Linked DNA regions of Homo sapiens: region 2 is linked to region 1. A link is a contact called in ENCODE POLR2A ChIA-PET data. All regions are on one chromosome and are shown on one strand. Each heading gives the region's core, a stretch centred on a gene start or an enhancer-like site at or near the end of the contact. The rest is flanking DNA. Distances are from core to core; before and after follow the strand shown. Region 1 holds the start of LASP1 (LIM and SH3 protein 1). Region 2 holds the start of RHBDF2 (rhomboid 5 homolog 2).

Evidence for each region. ChIA-PET counts read pairs that join two places held with the same protein, here RNA polymerase II (POLR2A).
Region 2: POLR2A ChIA-PET joins it to region 1 with 11 read pairs in CD4-positive, alpha-beta T cell. The contact joins the promoter of RHBDF2 here to the promoter of LASP1 in region 1. POLR2A ChIA-PET finds 5 or more read pairs at or near these places in 2 of 52 experiments (CD4-positive, alpha-beta T cell and naive thymus-derived CD8-positive, alpha-beta T cell).

Annotation. Positions count from the first base shown.
Region 1 is chr17:38,867,123-38,873,237 of GRCh38, reverse strand. LASP1 (LIM and SH3 protein 1) reads right to left here and starts at 3,180. Exons shown (of 7, transcript NM_006148.4): 1 at 2,980-3,180. The coding sequence starts at 3,048. TRC-GCA4-1 (tRNA-Cys (anticodon GCA) 4-1) reads left to right here and starts at 3,875; the gene lies at 3,875-3,946. It overlaps TRC-GCA2-2 (tRNA-Cys (anticodon GCA) 2-2), which reads right to left and starts at 5,593; the gene lies at 5,522-5,593. RefSeq lists enhancers at 1,317-1,918, 2,931-3,080, 4,571-4,750, 4,326-4,926, 4,927-5,529, silencers at 2,521-2,620, 3,141-3,450, 4,871-4,970 and a cis regulatory region at 5,188-5,801.
Region 2 is chr17:76,499,213-76,505,327 of GRCh38, reverse strand. RHBDF2 (rhomboid 5 homolog 2) reads left to right here and starts at 3,905. Exons shown (of 19, transcript NM_001005498.4): 1 at 3,905-3,975. RefSeq lists enhancers at 3,488-3,627, 3,978-4,647 and a silencer at 3,678-4,317.

The DNA of each region.
Region 1 (6,115 bases), core at 1,931-4,430:
AGTGGGGAGGGAGCGCTGAGACAAGCAGAGGCAGAGAGCCCACCCTAACAGGGGATTCCAGGGGAACTGGCAGCAGACCAATCCTCTACCTCCACCTGTTTTCAGAAACCTGGGGAAGCAAGCCAGGAAAGAGGGACGTGGCGAGGTTCTTGACAACACAGCTCCCTAGATACAAAGCAGGTGCACAAAGTAGGTGCTCAATAAATATTTGTTGAATGAGCAAATGAGGTCACCCTGTTTCTCCCCCAGCTCTAATCCCAGAAGTCCTCTGGAGAAGCAAATCTCGACCTCCTTCCTCAAACACTGTCATCAGCAATACATATTTATCCAGCTTGCAAAGCATGCTGGGTACTGCAGGTTGGGGGCAGGGTGGCCTTCAGAGGTGACAAGGTTTTTACCCACCTATGCCTTTGGGAGATAAGGCTCAGGGAGGAGAAAAGGCTGAAACCAAGGACACACCCTGTGCTTTGGGCCACGTAGTGGGCTGAGTACCATGGGGGATTGTAGAGAAACGGGTGAGTCTAATTTGACTCTTTTGCTGTAAATGGGAGGCCTTGGGAAGTTGGTTAGCAACTATGGGACTGAAGCTGCCTATGGGACTGAAGGTTTCCCCTCCTCCCTGGTCACAGCCCAGCATCCTCCAGGCACTGGCTCCCCATTCCTGGTCCTATCCTTACTGCCTGGAGCAGGTGGAGAGGAATAGGTCTGATACCTGGATATTTCAGGTCTCCTGCTCAGTACAGGGGGCGAGGTCTCTCCAGGGCCACTTCCTATAGGGAGAGTTCTAAAAAGAGGAAGGAATCACCAACTCCCACTTCCCTGGGCAACCCCCACTTGAACGTCCTCTTCCAGCTAGGGTAAGAGAACTGGGGAGGGCACCCTGCCCATCCCTGCTCCCCTCCCCTCGGGTACACGGCACTGAAGGTCTTTCCAAGGGGAGTGGTGTGGAGCTGAACAGAGCATCCCAGAGAGGTAGGGAGGGCATAGTCTATACAGCACCCTCTTTAGCACTCAGGGACTTTAGTGCACTGCCCCACCTTTAAGGAAATGACATCATCATACCCATCTGACAGATGGTGAATACTGAGGCCTAGAGACATTCATAAAACTGGTGGGAGCAGACCTGGAACAAGGACCCAGTTTCCCAACTCCTGGAGTGGCAATCCTGCCTTCATGTTTTGCTTTTTCCTTATACGGGTCAAGTGCCCACTGCCTCTTCCCAATTCATGACTGTGGAGAAGAAGGGGACCACAGGGAACTCAAGATGCAGAGGCCAAAATCTCTGCCACGAGGGGCGGGCGAAACCCCAGTGTGCAAGGACAGGTACATTCTCAAGGGGAGACTTCATTATCTGATAGCTCTAAGCTCAAGTCCTGCCCAACAGCGGCTGGCATGGTCATGGGGAGATCAACAACTTTCCTCGTGCCCACAATATACCCCCTCCTCTCCTCCTGCCCAGTCAAGCCCAGGACCAGGAGGAACAGTGACACAGCAGCGGCCCCATATGCCCACACTCCCCAAGAGCAAGTTCAAATATCTTTCAGAACCTCCAACCCCACCTCCTCACGCTGACTCAGAGGCCAAAGGTCACTGAGGAAGCTCACACACCAAGGGGGAGGGGAGAGATAAGGTGTCCAATAAACTATCCTCTCCTGAACAAAACCTGGCTCCAGGTCAGTAATGAACTTGGCCCCAGGGCTCTATACCCCTCTTTCATCTAGTGTTCCCACCCTTGCACCTCTCTTCCATCCAGTCCTCCCAGCCCTCCCAGTTCAGATGGAAAGGACAGAATACTTGGACTTGGAGCCAGCTTTGGGTGGTGGATGAAAGACGCGGTGAGGAAGGGCACAAAATCACAGAGGCCTCCCCTCCAGACTGGGGAGGGGATGCAGAGGGGCAGGTTTTACCTTAGGATCTTACGGAGCTTACAAGAGAACAGGATCCTACCCTAAACTGTACGGGAAACACCCAGTTCTACTCTCCAACCCCCCTCCAAAAGTCTAATGGCAACCAGATGAACAAGTCCAGCATTGGGGAGACAGGGCCCCCAGGGGACACTGAATCTCCACAAGGCCACCCTCCCCTCCCCCCAATACCTCCCCCTTTCCTCGGCTTCCCCAGAACTCAGCCAACCCCACCCTCCATTGGAGAAACCTGCTTTGAAAAGTTAGCTCTTTGTTCTTCCACACGGTCTCCTGGCTCTGAGCACAATTTCAGGAGATCTCAGCTAAGCACCCTCCACCCACCCTACTCTGCCACCCAACCCCACCCGGCTCAGGCTGGACGGCCCAGCACCGGGAGTTGGCTTTTAATTGGAGGTGGGGGTTGGGAAGCTGTGGAGGAGGTCTGCGAGTCCTTTAACGACTGAATCCAAGGGGGTGCAGGTCGTTCAAAAACGGGGCTCTTGCGGCAGAGCCCGGGTCCTTACCCAAAACCCCCCGCATCAGATGCCACACACTCGCAGGCTGATAGCCCCCGCCCCGCCAGGCCAGGAAGCCAGGCCACCCCCGCCGGAGCGGACGGTTTTGCAGGGCCCCCCAGCCTCTGCCCCGCCCCCCCGCCCCCTCCACCAGCGCCCCGCGCTTCCGCCTACTTGGCGCTCGGCGCAGAGCGGAGAGGGAGCGGCCGTCTCTTCTCACTCTCCAGGCCGTAGGGGGCGGGACTGCACCCCTAACCTTCCCCCAACACACCCCGGCGCCTGACTTCCCTGCTCCTCTCCCGTCCTCCCAACCCCGGGACACAGAGCCCACCCCTCTCCAGCAGCGGCTGCCCGCTACGCGTGGACTTCCCGCCTCGCCCCAGATCTCCTGGTTTTCAGACTGGGATGTGTCCCCACACCCCATGACACCGCCCGCTCGCCCTCCCTCCATTCTCCTGGGATCGCGGGGATAAGGCGGCAAAGACCCGGCCCTTCTCTCCTCCCTGGATTCGGAGCACTGCGGGGGATTGCAAAGACGCGTCTCCCGGTCCCGGGCTCACCTTATCCAGACAGTTCACCTTCTCCGTGGGATACACGATCTTGCCGCACCGGGCGCAGTTGGGGTTCATGGTTCCGAGAAAAGCTGGGGCGGGGACGCCTGAGCTCACGCGCGTCCTGTTCCCCGAGGCGAGCTGGCGGGAGGCGGCCGCGGCTGCAACTACACAGGCAGCAGCGACGGCGGCTGGAGCTGGGGAACTGGCCTCCGCCTCCGCCCTCCTTCCCCTAATAAACACAGCGGGGAGGAGGGGCTGCACTGGGGCGGGCACGCGCCTCGGGCGCGGGCAAGGGCACGCGCAGCGAGGCGCGCTCTCCGGGCGACGTGGGGCTGCGCGGGGGCGGGTTCCTGGGGGGACGGCGGGGCCCGCGGTGCTGGCGCCTCAGCGCTCTCAGGCTGACTGCGCCCGGTGCCCAGGGCCCTTCCCCAGCCGGAGGCGGCGCAGAGGCGAGCAGGCTGCACATCTGGGGCGCCCGGGCTGCGGGAGGCGGGCTAACCCCTCAAGCCCGTCGAGGGTGGGGTTGGATCCTCCTGAACGCTGGAACTGATTCACCGCATTCGGGGACTTTCTACCCGGCATGAATCTGCGGACCGAACGGGGACCCCCTACCCTGCCCCTCTTAGCTCTCTTCCGGCCCACACCCTTTCCCACATTTGTGGGGCGGAACCCGTCCCTCCCTCTTGGACCCTGCGCGCTGCCGGGCCCGGGCTAGTGCTTCCCTCTCGAGCCCCTGCAGTGCACCTTCCCGGGGTTCCCCGGATGCGGGCACCGTCTGCGTTCAGCTTGACCCCTTTTTCTCCAGCATTCCTTTCTCCTTCTGTTACACCACTACTCACAGTGTAGCAGCTGCAACAATGCTTAGCACCCAAGGAGCCGCCTCCAGGCGCTGTAGAGGCGCGGGGGTATAGCTCAGTGGTAGAGCATTTGACTGCAGATCAAGAGGTCCCTGGTTCAAATCCGGGTGCCCCCTCAATGGCTTGGTTTTTCCTTCCCCTTGTTAACCATCTGTTTTTCATTCTTGACTCACATTTTAACATTGGGTCCTGACTAAAAAAAAAAAAAAAAAGAAAAGAAAAAGTATCTTCCTCATTTTTCAACCTTAGCAGAAATCTTTCGGTTTTACTTTGTGCTCAGCGGGAGGAGGGGGTGGGTATAAAAGCTGCGCGACCGCATTACTCGCGCCAGAGGTGTAGGGATTTCTGCGGCCACGGGCGCCAGCCTCAGATGGGTCAGACAGTTCGAGGTGCCGGGTTTGAGGGACAGGATGTTTCCAATGGGGGTAGGGAGACAGGGGAACGCCTCAACTTGGCGTTCCTTTTGGGGGTGGAGGGTGGGTCAGGCGAGGGAAACCCATAGACACAGCCCTTCTCCAACTTCAACTTTCTGTATTAATGGTGACATGGACGTGCTGTGTTCATCCTTGACTATTAATGTACAAAAGTAAAGTTATAACCCAGTGCAAACTGAGATAAACGAACACAGTGTTTCTCAAATTTGAACGTGCATCAGAATTACCTGCAGGGCTTGTTAAAACACTGCTAGTTTCTGATTCTGTAAGGGGGCCCCGAGAATTTGCATTTCTACCAAGTTTCCAGGTGCCTCTGGTGCTGCTGGTGTGGGGACCACATTTTAAGAACCACTGAAGTAAGAATAAAAGGCCATGGAGTTTCATAACCTAAAGATGGGGACAAGTATCTGCTGGCTGCGTGCCTGACAGGGTCACTGTTGGGCCGGAGGAAAATGGTAAGTGTGACGGGAGACAAGGGCGTCCCCCTCGACTAGGTTTTGCCCAAAAAAAGGAAAAATAAAGGAGAAAGGAAGAGGCGTGCTGCCTGGGTCAAAGGGCAGCTGCGATATTTTAAACCCGGAATGTGGTTGTGTCATTCCTCGGACCCCGGGGAAACGCGCATTTTTTTCTCCTGGCTCCTATTACTGTGAGCTGTATCTCTAGGCTGAACAGAGAGATCACAGATCAGCAGAGCTGCGGTTCCGTGCAAAACCCAGGAGGAACCAGTTTTACCTCTCCTTTAGGCCTTGAACTTTCCATGTATAGCTTATCAAGCCAAAGCCCTGCCTATGAGCTGAGTCAAGAAGGAAGAGGGGAAAATTGCTCGCTGTCTACCTTCTATCTGTGTGCCCTGTCCTGTTCGAGTTCGCGAGTATATGAAAACCTCTGAATTTGGATTACTTCTCCTAGTTTTCATAGTCAAGTACGAACTACTGCCCCGTCCAAGACATATTTTTTACCCCAAAACAAATTATAATTAACGTTAAACCAATGGGCATCGGAGATGGAAATCGATACGCGCCTTTGTTCTCCAACTGAGAGTACTGGTGCGCTTATCGCCACTTGGGGTATGAGGGCTCAGATCCACCTAAAGGCAGCCTCTGGTTGCTGTTCTCTCCCTCTAGGGTACGGGAATCCTTTCAAGGTGAAAATTAGGTAGGTGGAAGATACAAACGACACCTCCCGTGAGTTTTGCATTCAGAACTCGCTGACTCAGGTTATTCCTGGATGGCTGTGAAAAAAACTTAAAGAAACCCGAGGGGGCACCCGGATTTGAACCGGGGACCTCTTGATCTGCAGTCAAATGCTCTACCACTGAGCTATACCCCCTCTGGCGGTGGCTCTCTGGTAAATTGTTTTTACATCGATTGATCCCAAAATTTTCATACTTTCACCATTCGTTCAAAATTAGTGTCTCTTTGCTAGATTATACTGAAATTACCAATGAGGAAGGAGAAATTAAAAGACTAGGCCAAGATAGGCCGGGCACAGTGGCTCACGCCTGTAATCCCCAGCACTTTGGGAGGCCGCGTCGGGCGGATCACGAGGTCAGGAGTTCGAGACCAGACTGACCAAGATGGTGAAACCCACCCCCCCCCCCCCCACCTCCGTCTCTACTAAAAATACAAAAAATTAGCCGGTAGCGGTGGCGGGAGCCTGTAGTCCCAGCTACTCAGGAGGCTAAGACAGGAGAATTGCTGCAACCCAGAACCCAGGAGGCGGGGGTTGCAGTGAGCCGAGATCATGCCACTGTACTCCAGCCTGGGCGACACAGCGAGACTCCATCTAAAAAAAAAAAAAAGGCTAGGCCAAGACGTGGTGGCAGTTTGAAAAGCGTGTGAATTTAGGTGC
Region 2 (6,115 bases), core at 2,656-5,155, about 38 Mb before region 1:
CAGCACTGTGGGAGGCCGAGGCGGGAAGATCGCTTGAGTCCAGGAGTTCAAGACCAGCCTGGGCAACATAGTGAGACCTCCATCTCTACAAACAATAAAGCAAAATTAGCTGAGTGTGGTGGCCTGTAGTCCCAGCTACTCAGGAGGTTGAGGTGGGAGGATCACTTGAGCCCAGGAGGTTGAGGCTACAGTGATTCCCATTGTACCACTGCACTCCAGCCTGGATGACAGAGCAAGATAACGGCCTCAAAAAATAATAATAGGCCGGGCACAGTGGCTCACACCTGTAATCCCAGTGCTTTGGGAGGCTGAAGTGGGCAGATCACGAGGTCAGGAGATCGAGACCATCCTGGCCAATATGGTGAAACCCCATCTCTACTAAAAATACAAAAAAAAAGGCCAGGCACAGTGGCTCATACTTGTAATCCCAGCACTTTGGGAGACAGAGGCAGGAGGATCACCTGAGGTTGGGAGTTCGAGACCAGCCTGACCAACATGGAGAAACCCCATCTCTACTAAAAATATACAAAATTAGCCAGGTGTGGTGGTGCATGCCTGTAATCCCAGCTACTTGGGAGGCTGAGGCAGGAGAATCGCTTGAACCCGAGAGGTGGAGGTTGTGGTGAGCCGAGATTGCGCCATTGCACTCCAGCCTGGGCAACAAGAGAGAAACTCTGTCTCAAAAAAAAAAAATTAGTTGGATGTGGTGGCGCATGCCTGTAATCCCAGCTGCTCGGGAAACTGAGACACGAGAATCACTTGAACCCAGAAGGCCGAGGTTGCAGTGAGTGGAGATTGCGCCACTGCACTCCAGCCTGGCGACAGAGCGAGACTGCGGTTCAAAAATAAATAAATAATAATAATAAATGAAATAGTGTCTGTGAAAGCATGTTTTAAAGGAGGGGACACAAGCAGAAAATATGAGGGTGCAATTTCCTAGTTGAAGAATGCCTCATGGGCTCCCCCTTGCTTACAGAAGAAAGTAAAAACCCTTATCCAGACACACAGCAGCCTCCACCCTGAGCCCCCGCTGCCTCCCCAGGCTTCTCCTGTCCTCCTCCTCACACAGCCTGCGATGTAGCCAAGCCATAGCACCAGAAGCTTCCCCACCACAGCCAGTTTCCCGGCTGTGTCTTCGTTCTTGTTCTTCCCACTAGAAATCCCTTTCCTTATCCCAATCTGTGAAGATCTTCCCTACACCTGTAGGTCCATAAAAATAAAAAAGCTTAGACGGTGTTTTTCACTTATTCTTTCTTTTTCTTTTCCTTTTTTTTTTTTTTTTTTTTTTGAGACAGAGTTTCCCTCTTATTGCTTAGGCTGGAGTGCAATGGTGCAATCTCAGCTCACTGCAACCTCTGCCTCCCGGGTTCAAGCGATTCTCCTGCCTCAGCCTCCCGAGTAGCTGGGATTACAGGCATGTGCCACCACGCCTGGCTAATTTTGTATTTTTAGTAGAGATGGGGTTTCTCCATGTTGGCCAGGCTGGTCTCGAACTCCCGACCTCAGGTGATCTGCCCGCCTCGGCCTCCCAAAATGCTGGTATTACAGGAGTGAGCCACTGCGCCCGGCCAACAGTGTTTTTCTTTAAGTTATAAAAGTAAAATATGTAAAGTGTAATCCCACCGATTTTGGAGGCCAAAGCAGGATCACTTGAATCCAGGAGTTTGAGGCCAGCCTGAGCGACGTAGTGAGGCCCCCCCCCACCGCCCACCACCATCTCTACAAAAAAAAAATTTAGTTAGCCAGAAAGGATGGCGTGCACCTATAGTCCCAGCTACTCAGGAGGCTGAAGTGGGAGGATCACTTGAGCCCCAGAGGTCGAGGCTGCAATAAGCCATGAGTATACTGTACTCCAGCCTGGGTGACACCAAAACCTTGTCTCAAAACAAAAACAAAGAGTTTAGACAGTGTTTCTCTTTAAGTTATGTAAGTAATATATGCACATGATACAAAATGAAAAGCAAGTGACTCTCTCCCCCTAAACCCCTGCAGGGTTACTCCACAGATATCCTTCCAGAAAGTTTGTATGGATCTACCAACATATATATGTCTGTTCTATTTAAATTTAGGTAAATAGGATTATACTAAACATGCAGCTTGCTTTTTTTTTTTTAACTTACTATAAGTTGGAGATAATTCCTTTCTCAGTACATGGATAGCTGCCTCGTTGCTTTTAACAGCTGTGTGACATTATCACAAGTTATACCCCTGGCCTATTTAACATTCTTCCCTCTCTGGCCTCACAGGTGCGTGTTGCTGCAGCCAAGGCTGTAATCAGCCTCCCTGCACCTATGTGGCCGGGCAGCACGCCATGTTTGCATGGGACAAATCCCTGACACCAGCTTAAGCACCACCATGAATCCCTCCCCTCCTGGGGACTCCTGCAGAGCTTCCAGTAGAGCTCCAGGAGAGAGAACCCAGCTCAGGCATTTGCAGCAGTGTTTGTTAGAGTCTAAAGTCAGATCATGACCGAGTTTAAACCCCAGCTGCTCCCCTCACATCTCCCTCTGCCTCAGTTTTCTCATCCCTAAAATGGGGATGATCATAATGGTACCCACTTCATAGACCTGTACTGCGGATTATACAGACTAAAGCACTTTGGAATGGCTAGCTGCTCTCACCCTTCCTGTTACAGTATTGAGTTCCAACGTCTCCCTGTAGAATGCTGGCACTTCGTGGGCAGGCCCTGGTTTTGTTCCTCTCTGCACATAACCCCAGGATGTGCTGGTTGCACAATAAATGGTCCCTTACATTTGTTACTAGGAGCAACCCCCACCCCAGCTTTGGCCCACTCCCCCTCCTTCCAGCCTGTGCCCTCCTCATGGCCCCAGAGCTGGGGAGGAGAGATGCATCTCTCAGGATAATCTCCAGCAGCCAGGTGCTCCCCACCTCCACCCAGGTCAGCAATAAACACCAGAGTCCTTGGGTTGGGGGGCAGGGTGGCTCAGGAGCTCTCTAAGGGCCAGAGGTTTTGCCTTGGCCCTGACAACCCCACCCCCACCCCTCCAAGCCTGAGTCTCTTCAAACTCTGCTCCTCCTGGCCTAGCCAGGCCTCCTGGAGAGGGACGGCGAGATGATAAGCGCTGGGGCTGAGAACGGGGCATCCAGACCTTGGAGTTCGGTCCTAGCTGCCCTGGCCAAGGTTTTGTTTGTCTAGTCCCAAGAGGCAGGCCCTTGGAGTCCAGGGAAGAGAGAAGGAACCACCTGGGCAGACAGACCCAAGCCAAGGGGCCAGGTGTCGCCAGCGTCCCCAATCTCCAGTCTGGCTCTGGCCCGCATGGCAGCTGGAAGGGCCAGAGCTGGGTGGGTTCTGTCAATGCTTCTACGGGGTGTGTAGGGGGTTGGCAGGAGTCACAAATGTTGGCCTTAGCTGCAGGGCAAATGCAGATAGGACCTCCACGGAGTGCCTGTTCCCAACCCAAGGGCACAGCAGAGCTAGGAGAGAGGCCTCAGGGTCCAGGAGGGAGAGGAGGTGTTCAGGCCCAGCTTCCCGGAGAGAGTGTGACTACAGACTAAAAGGGTCAAGGGAACAGGCCCACTTGGCCTGAGGATGAGGGCGCTGGAAGAAGGGGATGGGAGATTGGGTGCTTTTTCTTGATGGGGAGGGGCGACTTGAAGACGGCAATCAAGACCTAGATGACGTGTTTGGTCTGGGGTGGAGTGAGGACGCCAAGAGGGAAAGGACGGCGCCCTGAAGAGACCAGCTCAGGCGAAAACAGGGCTCTGCCCAGGCGGGGACCCAGCTGGGTGGAGGGCGGAGGCAGGAACCCAGGAAGCCGACTGAGCAAAGACTGCGTCCAGGCCCCGCCCCCATGAGCCCGGCCACGCCCCCTGGAGCCCAGCCCCGCCTCCCGGCCGCCCGCGCGCAGGTAGGGAAGAGGCGGAGCGCCGCCGCCCCGCCCCCGAGGAGCCACCGCCCAGCCGCTCGCAGGCGCCGCACGGAGTTGCGTCCCGGGGACTTGGGGCCGCAGGGAGGTGAGCGCGGGGCGACGAGCGGGGCAGGACTCACGGCCGCCCAGCCGCAGGCGCCGGAAGGGTCCCGAGGTTGTGCCCGAGCCTGCCCTGGAGCGGTGGTGCGCGGCCAGGAAGGGTGCCCAGTGCCCGGTGCCCGCCCTGCGGAGCGCCTGGGTCCCACGTGGGCTCGGCTGGAGGCCCGGGCTGGCTCAGACGGCGCCGGCGGGGCCGCTGGACCCGGTCTGCTGGCCCCTAGGGCTCGGCTCGGACAGGACGCCTAAGGGGTCCCTGGGCGACGGGGCGCCAGATGTAGGGGCAAGACGATTGGGCAGAGATTTAAACCTCCGGAGGAAGAGAGGAGACTGCGCAGGGCAGTCCCGCCTGCGTCCCAGAAGTGCCTGCAGTTCAGACCCTTCTCTCCCCTCCACTTTCTCCCGGGTGAGCACCGGGCGGACCGGGGCCGAAGTTTGTTGGTTGAGCCAGCCAAGGTGGAAACAGGTGCGGGGGTGGGGATGAGGGACTCACACAGCAGGGCTGGACCGGAGCTCAGAAATTGGACCCAGGAGTCCTGACTTCTGGATGGAGGGGCTGGGGAAGGTTGGCCCTGGGCTTGCCTTTTACCTGTTTGGCCCCTCGGATGTTCCCCCAGGGCATTGGGATAGAGACGGATAAGTTCCCTAGGGTACAGACCCCGCCCCACTCCCACGCCAGGGCGCAAAGGAAGCCTAGGTTTTGGCCCTGCCCCATTCCATGAAAGATTAACGGAGGGGGCTCTAGGGTTGGAGCTACTGAGAGGGTGGCAGCGGGTGTGTCTGAGGAGCAGAAGGCGGTGGGGAGCTGACCCCACTTGGGGAGAGGCTGCTGTTGCCTGGGCGGCTGGCATCAGGCCCCCAGTGTGTGCCATTTGCTGGTAATATAATGAGACCAGCATCTGCCTTATTCGACCCTCACTGTCCGTAGGGCAGGCAGTGGAAAGGGAGGCGTGTTTTAGAGCTGTGGTTCTCAACCAGGGGCGACTTTGCCTGCCATGGGATATTTGGCAATGTTGGAGTCATTTTGGGTGTCACACACTTGGGAGGGGAAGTGAGTGTTGTTGTTACTGGCAGGTAGTGGGTAGAGGCCAGGGACGCTACCAGACATCTTCAGGGCACGGAACAGCCCACATAACGAGGAATTATCCAGCCCAAGGTGTTGGGCTGTGCTGAGGCTGAGAAACCCTGCGCAGCAGCTGGTCCATCAGGTTCCTTCTCAATGATGCTCCCTCACTGGGGAAACTACCTCAGTTTTCCAGAGTGGTTAGGGGAGGAACTTGGAATAAACCTGAATGAGATGAGGGGTAAGGCAGTGTGAGGGCACTTATTCCCCTCACAAGAGTCTTCCTTTGGTGCCATGAGACACCGCCTTTCCCAATCTCCACTGGCCCTGCAGGAAGCTGGTCTAGGTGCTGTGGGGGAGAGGTTGGGAACAGAGGACCCCCTTGCAGCCCAGGCCTGGGGTGCTTAACCCCAGGGCAATCTCCCAGGAAGGCTGGGCTGAGGCAGCCCTTGAGCTCAAATATCCCTGGGCTGGGAGGGTGGGCAGAGGGCGAGCTCTCTTCCCATAGATTTTCCCAAAGCTGGATTGCTGAAGCTGGCATGGTTGCCTGATACCATGTGACCTGCTGGAATTTTCCCTTCTGAACTCACACCTAACTCCTCCAATTATGTACACCTTTTGAAAGTGACATCCAAGGAGTATCAGGGCTCCTAATTCCTGGGGGGTCCCCAGGCTGCTTTTGTCCTGCAATAAAGAGGGCACCCTGGGTTAGCTGACGAGCCCTGGAGTGGGCCCAGCTGCTGATGGGGTGGAGGCACCCCTGCCCATGGTGTTAGCTGAGCAGAGGTGAGAGATGGGAGACATCAAAGCACAGGCCAGGTGGCCCCCCAGTAGGGATGACTCAGAGTTGTTTGTATTGGGCTGGAGGAATGTACTTCCAGTTTTCTGGCAACAAGGAGGGGTGGCTGGCACGGTGGGAGAGGATCGGATGAAGCAGCCACGTCCATGCCCAGGAGCTGGGGCCACCTCGCTGCCCTCCCTCCCTGTTTTCTTGCAGTAGCCATTATACCCATCCTGTTCACTTCTGGACCCAGCCTTCTTGCCTGGGAACCCTGGTGGAGGTTTC